Regions from separate parts of the Homo sapiens genome. Here region 2 is linked to region 1. A link is an interaction called in ENCODE POLR2A ChIA-PET data of the cell type or tissue named here. Cell type or tissue: CD4-positive, alpha-beta T cell. All regions are shown on one strand. Links, peaks and the distances in the headings refer to the core of each region. The heading gives the core; the rest is flanking DNA. Region 1 has its middle 60 kb from the start of KRTAP19-8. Region 2 overlaps TIAM1 (TIAM Rac1 associated GEF 1).

Region 1 (5,378 bases), core at 130-5,129:
ATTGAGTGGCATGGGGGTTTGGTGTACAGATTATTTCAGCACCCACATAATAAGCACAGTACCCAATAGGTAGATTTTTAAATTATTTTTCTTTTTCAATATTGTTTTTGCTATTTAGGGGCACTGTGCAATTACGTATGATTTAACAATTGGCTTTTTCACTTCTGCAAATAAGGCTGCTGGGGAAACTATTTTTCAATAACTAAACTGAAAAGATCTTAACACCTAATGCAACTTTTTTCCAGATACTTATAAGTTTTCTGGAAAACCTAGTGACTGTACATGAAGAATCAAGTTAATCAGAGAGCAGATACTACCCGTGACAAAATGTCTAAGTAATGAGACTATTCCTGCTCAGGAAATAAAAGCGAAAAAAAAAAAAAAAACCTGTCTCATTTACATGTTCAATCAATCCAATCAATCACCAGTGTTTATATTTCTATTAAACTTCCGTAAAAGCCCAAAGCAGAGTTTCATTTTTACTTTTTAAAATTCTAGTATCTTTGCTAAAAACAATGCCTACGAAATAATGTCTTTGGGAAGGATGTCACCCAAGCCGATACAACCAAATAAGTTTTGATCCCAAAAGTGGTCCCATGGGGAAGAAAGTATATTCCCAAAGAGGATGATTTTACCCAAAAATTCTCTACGGCAACTGCTGCGCTCAGAATAGGCTTAACACATGCATACATACATACATCCACACATCTACACACACGCATTCTAATTCCAATCCGGTCACATCTTGGTTTGGAGTGAAATTTTTTACAAGCATATTAGCTACTTGTTTATTGTTTCCTACATCAGCTTTGTTGTCTTATATATGAGACTCTGTTTCCAATCAGCTTGTTTCTGCACAGGCCTTCAGAGCGCCCAGCACAGCCCCAAGCTCCTGTGGCAGCCTCACCAGCTCATCTGTTCTACCTGCAGCCTTAGCTTGTTCTGCACCAAGGCAACAGTTTTTGTGAATCAGAGTTTGAAAGCCTGAGAAATGGCCGTGCGTGTTGGCTGATGCCTGTAATCCCCGCACTTTGGGAGGCCGAAGTGGGCGGATCACGAGGTCAGGAGATCGAGACCATCCTGGCTAACACGGTGAAACCCTGTCTCTACTAAAAATACAAAAAAAGTTAGCTAGGCATGGTGGTGGGCGCCTGTAATCCCAGCTACTGGGGAGGCTGAGGCAGGAGAATGGCGTGAACCCGGGAGGCGGAGCTTGCAGTGAGCTGAGATCGCGCCACTGCACACCAGCCCGGGCGACAGAGCGAGACTCCCTCTCAAAAAATAAAAGAAAGAAAGCCTGAAAAATCCAGCCCCACCGTGTGTTATCTCTACGTCACCCCGGGTGTGTTAGCCAGGGTCCTCTAGAGGGACAGAACTAATAGGATAGATGTATATACACAGGGGAGTTTATTAAGGAGTATTGACTCACATCATCACAAGGTGAGGTCCCAGAACAGGCCATCTGCAAGCTGAGGTGGCAAGGAAGCCAGTTCAAGTCCCAAAGCTGAAGAACTTGGAGTCTGATGTTTGAGGGCAGGAAGCATCCAGCACGGGAGAAAGATGGAGGCCAGAAGAGTAAGCTAGTCTAGTCTTTCCATGTCCTTCTGCCATTTTTTATTCTGGCCGAGCTAGCCCCTGATTAGATGGTGCCCACCTAGATTGAGGGTGGGTCTGCCTCTCCCAGTTCACTGACGCAAATGTTAATCTTTTCTGGGAACACCCTCACAGACACACCCAGGAATAATACTTTGCATCCTTCAATCCAATCAAGTTGCCACTCAGTATTAACCATCACACTGGGTCATAACCCAAAATGTAGTTCCCCGCAATCATCTGACACCTCCTCTCTCCTTGTGTTCCTTCTGCTCTGTGCCCTTTGCTTCTCTTCCTCCCAAATCATCCCCTTGTGCCCTCTAGGACGTTCAAACCCTGATGAAAGGCCGGCTCCATCCTCAGGCTTCATCACATCACTCACTTCCATATTGCAGCTTCCTGGGTTTGCACCCAATTGAGTAAAGCCCAGCACACACATCTACATTCCAGTTGCAAGGGGTGTGTGGGAGGGCTGGGAAAGGAAGCTGACCAGATTTTACCTTTAGAAAGCAGGACAATGCTCCCGAGGTGAGACGCTATCTATGCAAGGAGGGTGTTCAACATTTGGACAGCCACGGCTGGAAGATGTCCACTACCCAGGTTTTCATAGTCATAGGCAAGGGGAAGTTGTGGCAGTGGAGGATTCAAGATAATTTTTTTTATTTTTTTTTATTTTTTTGAGACAGGGTCTTGCTCTGTCACCCAGGCTGGAGTGCAGTGGTGCGATCTCAGCTCACTGCAATCTCCACCTCCCGGATTCAAGCCATTCTCCTGCCTCGGCCTCTCGAGTAGCTGGGATTATAGGTGCCCACCATCACGCCTAGCTAATTTTTGTATTTTAGTAGAAATGGGGTTTTGCCGTGTTGGCCAGGCTGGTCTCGAACTCCTGACCTCAAGTGATCCGCCCTCCTCAGTCTCCCAAATTGCTGGGATTACAGGCGTGAGCTACTGCACCCGGCCTAAATTTTACAGGAAGCAGGACTCAGTGATGGATTGGATGTGGACTACAGAGAGAGATGACTAGTTTTCCAGCCTGAGCAACCTGAGAGAAGGTGAGGCCATTTACTGAGATGACGGAAGAAGATAAAGTGAAGGTGGAAATGATAAGTTCAGTTTGGGACATATTGGCCTTGAGGGGCTTTGTAAATTTTCAGGTTCTGAGGCTCCAGTGGTGGCAGCAGCAATCACCCGTGGCCTTGTGTGTGGCACCCAGCATCTGTTCTAATTCCATCCATCACCAGCTGATTCTCATTTCCCAAGCCTTTGTTCAGGCTATCGAACTCCAGGGATCTGAGTTACCCTCTCCTATTCCTAAACACTGTCCCCAGCCAAACCCCACTTAACCTAATTACTAGGCATGTGAGCCTGGGCAAACCGCTTCACTGCTCTAGGCCTCGGTTCCTCATCTGTAAAATGAGAGGGTTACAAAATATGACGTCCAAGGGTCCTTCTACGTCCATTCTGGTTCTAAATAAAATGCGGCACTTTGCTGATCCACCGCGAGAGGGCACCAGAGAAACGTCCTCGCACAGGACCGCGCTGAAAGTGCCCCGAACCAGCCAGGCACGGTACCAGGCGGGATGCTGTGAGGGAGGTGGAAATAAGGTGGAACGCCATCCTTCCGCATCCTTCCGCATCCTTCCTACTCGGGCAAACCCTTAGATCTGGGAAAAACGTTCGATAAGCAGCAACCGCAGCCAACATTCTATTTATCCCCTTTATTTCTTTATCAAGACAAAAATCATTCTCCGGCTCTTCACTGCCAGAACCTGTTCGTTAAATGCACGAATTTTCAAGGTAAATTAGATCCAACTGGCACATTACAATCACCTGGATGCTCTTAAATACACCGATGCTCCGCTCCCAACCCAGAGCAGCGTGAGGGGCCACAGCCCTCCCTTTAGCTAAAAGATGAACTTGGGACAGATTCCTGCTTGGGACGGGTTCCTGCTCATCTCCCACTCCTGGACCCCGGAAACTCACAGCCTGGTTGCTAAGTCAGATTTAACTCCTTTGTGGACATTGCCAAAAAAGCTTGAGACGATCCTACAGGTCTCCAGCAGGGAGCACGGGGGTACACGTCATACCCTCAAAGCTGGGTCGGCAAAAAGCCCTTGATGCGTGGCGAGCTTGCTCTGTTATCCTTACTACGAGAAGCAGAGTGGCATCTTGCTCCTTGGATTTCTAGCATACAGTCCTGTTATGATAGCTAATCGATAAACTGTCTGGCTTGGAAATGCACGGTCTTCCAGTCTTTCCCTCTGTGTGCGGTCTAATCCCGGTCATGAACACGAAACACAAAAGCTGCTGTTTGTGGTGTGAGCCACACCTTCCTCCCTCACCTCTAAGATGGTGAGAAAAGATAAGCTTATCCGCCCAATTCATCTGACAGGGTTTGGGAGGACCAGATACATGTATAGGTACATGTTCTGAAGTGTATAATACAAATGCAATCTCCAGGTGGAATTATTTTAAAGGTGTGATTAATTTTACTGTTGATAATATAATTATACAAGGGTGTCATTGTTTTCAAGGTAACGTTCACATCACAGTGTTTTATTTACAATAGCTAAAATGTAAATGATCTAAATATCCAACATTATCAAATATCAAGTTGAGACCCTCCCTTTGTTAGCAAGTATTTGAGGACCTATAGCGTGTTAGTCTGTTTTTGCATTGCTATAAAGGAATATCTTGGCCAGGCTCAGTGGCCCACACCTGTAATCCCAGCATTTTGGGAGGCCAAGGTGGGCGGATCACGAGGTCAGGAGTTCAAGACCAGCCTGGCCAATATGGTGAAACCCTGTCTCTACTAAAAATACAAAAATTAGCTGGGCATGTGGCGCATACCTATAGTCCTAGCTACTTGGCAGGCTGAGGCAGAAGAATCGCTTGAACCCAGAAGGCAGAGGTTGCAGTGAGCCGAGATCATGCTACTGCACTCCAGCCTGGGTGACAGAGTGAGACTCTGTCTCAAAAAACAAAAACAAAAAAGAAAAAGAAAAGGAATACTTGAGGCTGGTAATTTATAATAAAAGAGGTTTAATTGGCTCATGGTTCTGCAGGTTGTACAAGCATGGCTCCAGCGTCTGCCTCTGGTGAGGCCTCAGGAAGCTTCTAATCATGGCAGATGGCGAAGGGAGAGAAGGTGATGTCACATGGCAAGATCCAGGGTTGCCGGGAGGTTCCAGACTTTTATACAACCAGGTCTCACGTGAACTCACCGAGCAAGAACTCACTTATCACCTGGGGATGGTGCGAAGCCATTCACGAGAGACCTGCCCCCGTGATCAAATCACCCCCACCAGGCCTCACCTCCAGTACTGAGAATCACATTTCAACATGAGATTTGGAGGGGGCACACGTCCAAACTCTATCATTTGGTGTGTCATCCCAAAGGGAATCTTTGTAACCATTAAAAAGTATGTTATAGGAAGATGCTTAATGATAAGGGGAACTACTCATGATGGATAATAAATGAAGGCAGATAGTACAATAAGGTACAATATGATTCTATTTAAATATGCATTTATATATGTGTATAAGTTAGACACGTGTATACATATGAAAATATAGGAGCAATACCCAAATGTTAGCAATGGTTATGTAGAGGCAAACCGGATCTGCCATATATGGGTGGCTTCTTGTGTCATTTACAGACAGAAGAACAGCTAATATGACAACTAAGTGGGTTTCCCTCCATTTAAATTTATTACTAATTAAATTGTGACCAGGTACAATGGCTCATGCCTGTAATCCCAGTACTTTGGGAGGCCAAGGCAGGA
Region 2 (5,378 bases), core at 303-5,302, 61 kb after region 1:
ATTGGCACCTCGCTTTATACCATCCTTTTCTAAAGCTTCCAACAGTAACCACAGCTGTCTGTTTTTCACAGAATTAATAGGAAAGCTACTGCTCATAGCAAATATATTCTTCACTGCAGTCTATTACAGTGAGTCCTCACTTAACATGGTTTATAGGTTCTTGGAAACTGACTTTAAGCTAAACGGCATAAAGAAACCATTTTTACTGTAGGCTAATTGATACAAACAAGTTAAGTTCCTACAGCACATTTCTGGTCAAAGAAAAAATCACCACGCTTCTAAATAAAGACCAAAAGACTTCTAATATTAAACACTGAAATAAATGTAAGCCAGATATCCATTTAAGTAAGATAAATAAAAACAAGTTAAGAGAACTATTTACCCAGCTTTTGGTGAACTGGTGAGTGACGGTGGTCATAGCGGTAGTGTGTTAAGTCAAGCAATAAATGTTTGCAAAGCAAAAATTGTTAAGGGGCACCTCCTACCATCATGCAGTTCAAAAACTAGCAAGAACAACTTTGGCAGGATCTCTGAATACTTTTGTACTGCATAGTTTCCTGCTATGCATTTGTATGATTGTATACTTTACAAGTTTTTATTTTATAATGATTTGTATTCACTTATTCACTCATTTTCCAACCCACTTATTCCAGCTCAGGATCATGGGTGACTGGAGCCTATCTTGACAGCTCAGGGTGCAAGGCAGAAACCAACCCTGAATAGAATGCCATTCCATCACAGGGTGCACACACATACACACTCACTCAGGGACCACTGAGACATGCCAATTCATCCCATGTGCGCGTTTTTGGGCTGTGAGAGCAAACCCGAGTACCCAGAGAAAACCCACGAAGACCTGGATTTAACATGCAAATTCCACGCAGACAGTGGTCCTGGCTAGAAATCAATTTTTTTCACATAAACGTTATGATGAAATGATGTTGAACAAAACGTTATCTGAGGAACTGCCACAGAGGCAGAGCACACCTTTTATCATTTAGGCAAACTGTGTGAAATCGTGATTCACGAAAGGCAAACATGGGGATCTGACACATATCAAAGGCAGGAAATTCCAAAAGACAAAGGAACCTAACACATTCCTTTGTGCTTCCAATTCACACCTCACTACCTCTGGGTTTTCATTCCATCTGTTCTACCATAAATACTTTGAGAATTCCATTTTTAAGAGTGTGAACAGGGTTTCTGACTTGGTCTATGTAAGTTTACCACGCCTGAGGTTTGGCATCCTTAGTTTGAAGCAGGCCTGTGGGGTGAGCTCAGGTTAGTAGGATGCAGGCTAGGGCTTCAGTCCTCTAAATTCAGCTGTCTCCTAGGCCCAACCTCACCCTCAGACAGCCAGAGATAAGTTCTGGCTTATATTAGGAAACACCTTTAGCATCTCAGGGGACAGCTAAAATTCCCTTGGGTCCTCTTTGGACATTTCACAGCCTTAAGTATCCCTTCCTTATTAGGTACGACCTAGGCCTAGGATAGACTTAGCTGAGTGGTCTCTCAAGTTGAGCAAGGGGCAAAGCAGTTTCCCCACCGGCAACCCTACTCAATGAATCAAGGCACCAACCCTCAGGTGTAGCACAAGGAACTGAGTCCAGATGGATGTAATCTCTTTACTGTCAACTGCACGTTATTTGAATAAAGAATAAAAAGGTACCATATGCATCATTACAAGTTATAATGCACATACATGTTGTTAAGCGGTGTTATATACAAGCCTCTTAAAATTTGCTTGGAAACAAATTAAAAGGATGTCATCAAGTTTGAAAATTCTGTTTTATTAAAATAACACCCCCCCAAATTTTTTTTGGAAGGAATTATGAAATGCAGGTTTTCTTTAGAATACCTCTAAGCTAGAGATTTTTCCATACTGTGGGGCTCAGCTTTTAAATCCCCCTCCCTCTTTACTGTGGCCAAACTTCTTTACATCAAAATCCATCAGGCCCTTCTCCACGCAGCTTAGCCATGATGTGGAATATAGGAGGAGTTGGGTTCAAGGCTTTGCCCCGCTCCACCACTGAGTGTTACAGATGGCATCCTAGTCATTCCCACACCAAGCGCTGTAGCCACAAGTGCCAAGAAAGGTCGCCTCAATGGGAGCTTCTCAACACGCTCCCAAAAGCCAAGTATCCTGGATGTGGGACAAGCAGCTTAGGACTCCAGCAAGGGGAAGGCAGACCAGGTTTCTCCAGTGGGGAAAGTAAAAACCTCTCCCCTACTTGAGGACTGTAATCAGTCACCCTGGAAACCAAAAAAGTACTTACAGGCATTTTGAGAGTTTAAAACTGTTAAAGGGTAGCAGAGCTTTTCCACTGTCAGGACTAAGAATTATCCAACCAACATACAGACAAGGAGAGGACAATGGCAAGAGGAAATGGGCCACTTTACTGAGACCAGCGTGATGCTCAATGTTTATAATGCTGCTTTCCTCCTGTGGAAGATGAAAAGAAAGTACAAAAAGAGGGGGTAGACTTTTAAGTACACACTATCAACTCAAGCCACCCAGCTGTTTAAGCTCTTCCTGTTATGCAACCACCAAAGGCAATTTCTAACTCTAGATGAGTTCACAGTTCTAAAACTGTTCTTTGAGTCTGACCGATTTAACACATCCCACAGATTTAAAAGGGGCCAGAGTGGCCTAAAATCTTATAGCCTTTACTTAAGCTTTTTTTGGGGACAATGCGCTCCATAATTTCAGAGACACTATGTACAATGGTAATCCCTACAGTTCTCGATCACCTTTTCAGTTTCCTCTTGAACAAACTTCAAAGAAGAAATATCCAAGAAGGAAGAAGGCTTATTTGAGCAAATCAGGTGTACGCACTGTAGAAGTTTAAGTTTGATTAAATGACACAACATCTAATAGTCGACAGACTGAGCTATTAATAATAAACTATTAAAAGGTTGAATCTGATTTTGCTAAATTATTTCTTGCCATTACCCCACTACACTTCCTCATTGGAGAGTGAATATTTACTGTAGGAATAGACCTGTTCAAATAGGTCAGTTGCTGTCAAACCAGTAACACGTCCCCTGAGCCAACCCTTCTATATCTATCTCCTTCTCAAGGAAGCAGAAATAAAGTCAAAAACACCTCAAGCCTTATAAAAGGAAACAAGTTGAACATCCTATTTCCAGACCTCCCTGCCGATCACTCGGACAGCCCGTTCTGAGGGGGGATGGGAGATTCTCACCATGCACGTAACACAAAACACAATCAAAATCTCAATAACCAAAACAAAGGCAAAAAATGCAACTGACCATTAATTAAACAAAAAAATGCAGATTACATCTTTCTGCCATTTAAGTATAAAAGAGTAGAAAAATGTAAAGATGCTAGGCAAATTCAACTCCATACCAACTCTGAACCTCCCCACGTCCCCCACCAAAAGCCACAATACAGACTTTATGAACAAGGGTATCCAGAGGGTAAAAGGACAGAATACGGGGAAATGGGAAAGGTGTAATCACTGTCATTCGGATTGAAAAACAACTGAGCTAGAAAGTCATAACACAATCAAACCTAGCAAGATAGGATTCAAACAGCAAAGGCGCTCACCAGATGAAGTGTTCGATACATAGAGTCACCGGACTTGTCATTGTTTTCAATCCTGGGCTTGCGCTTTATTTTCCACAGTGCAGACATCATCAGGAATGTATTCTCATGGTAATTAATTCTACCACCTGACGTGTTCAGCACGGAGACAGAAGTTTCTTAAAATATTCCCAGAGCACCAAACGCCTCCTAGCTCTGAAGAGAGCATCCTCTCATATGGACGTCCCATGCTGGTTTTCCCATGAAAATCTACGGCCACGTCTCAACGCAGCAAGGACAGCGACGGTGAGACCCCGGAGCTGCACTCGCTTCCCACCAGTGCCCTCTGGGAAGCTGTCAAAGGCTAAACTGTGGACCAGAACTCAGGCTTTGATTTCACCTGGCTAAACAACAAAAGTTCCAGAAAGGGAGAGCTGAAACTGGCAAGAAAACAAAGCACAAAATGCCTCCCCGGGATGTAAGCGTCTCTGCCCTGCAGCCTGAGATCAGCTGATTGGCCAGCATCCTGCACTGCTCAGGAATATTAAACCTGCCCGGCTCCGACAACTTTCAAGGTATTCCACACTGAGTCAAGAGCAGGCAACTAAGAAAAGTTGTGTGTGTGTGTGTGTGTGTGTGTGTGTGTGTGTGTGTGTGTTTAACAGTTGATAATTTCACATTTTTCCACTCATGCTTTGTTATAAAAGCAGACATTTCTGAGACAAAAACAATATGGATGAGAAAGAAAAAGTCATTCCTAATGGAAATGTCCTGAAAATTATTCTAATACATTTGCTAAATGGAAAACACAATCACAGCTGCCAGGCGGCCTGGAATGCATGACACATGACCGCACTGCCCTGAAGCTAATTAGCATTCATCTCCAGAAACAAGAGTTTTCAATGAGAAGCAGAGAAAAAAGTAGCCAGTGATGATGAGGCTTTTTGAGGTTGTCACCCACAGTCACAGGAGAGAGGAGGCGGCTCAGAAAGAGAAAGGCTGCTAGACTGTCCCTGCAGTGTGACATTCCCCTGCCCCTCCCCAGCGGCTGTGACATTCCAGTACCACCACGCTCAACAACAAGCATACAATTATTTACTTGCTCAACTCTAAAAGGCCACACATAGCAAAAACTGCTATTCAGTACAAGTGCAAAACATACAGAACTCCAACATGCTTTTTCTTTATGCTGACCGATATCATGTAAAACAGTCCATTTAGAAAGAAACCAAGAATATTACACAAAATCAACAGCTCTAACATATTCAGCTGGAATAAAAAGTGATTATTTGTTTCTGTTTATTTAGTTATTTACACATTTACATCTCTACACTCAGCCTCGTGCATTCAGACAAGGCTAAATCATGCTTCCGAGTTTAGACAGCTAACGATTGAAAAATTAATTTTCAGCTTATTCTCAAGAAAAGCTTCACACTTATATAGGAGACGCATCAAAAAATATTTAGCCTTGATCAAGAAACTTCAGGTGTTTTCTTGCTCTTACTTTAAATCATAAAAAGAGACACACAGAAACATTAAGCATTAGGAAAAAATTTAAGTGGTTTATGGCTGTATATATAAATGGCCTACAGCACCACTAATAAATTAATTCCTTCTTTTTATGAAACCCAGTATTTAAAACCAGATGTTAACAATCTGGACACAAGGTAGTTTTAACATAGCCACTAACAAGACAAGACCTGGAGCCAAACCAGGTTTGCATCCTGGTTTTGTCATCACAGAGCTGTGTGACCTTCAGCAAGTCGCTTAACCTCTCTGTTCCAGTGCCCTCATCTATAAAATAGGGCAGATAATAGTATCTCCCTCAAGA

What was found. ChIA-PET counts read pairs that join two places held together with the same protein. Peaks named below come from ENCODE experiments on the same cell type or tissue, not always from the same donor. Only the 100,000 strongest peaks of a DNase experiment are listed, where the experiment ranks them.
Region 2: POLR2A ChIA-PET joins it to region 1 with 5 read pairs; 4 of 35 experiments call an interaction of 5 or more read pairs at or near these places.

The regions. Positions count from the first base shown.
Region 1 is chr21:31,095,634-31,101,011 of GRCh38, forward strand. No RefSeq gene overlaps it. Among named protein-coding and RNA genes, the nearest start is that of KRTAP19-8, 60 kb to the left of the region's middle. In CD4-positive, alpha-beta T cell, for the core only: a CTCF peak has its summit at 3,093 (motif pointing right); DNase peaks (open chromatin) are centred at 3,108 and 3,918.
Region 2 is chr21:31,156,874-31,162,251 of GRCh38, forward strand. The region is part of intron 16 of TIAM1 (TIAM Rac1 associated GEF 1); the gene reads right to left. Among named protein-coding and RNA genes, the nearest start is that of KRTAP19-8, 120 kb to the left of the region's middle. RefSeq lists an enhancer at 1,801-2,330. In CD4-positive, alpha-beta T cell, for the core only: no CTCF peak of the experiment used is centred there; DNase peaks (open chromatin) are centred at 2,518 and 4,510; H3K4me3 peaks cover 1,892 bases; H3K27ac peaks cover 3,415 bases.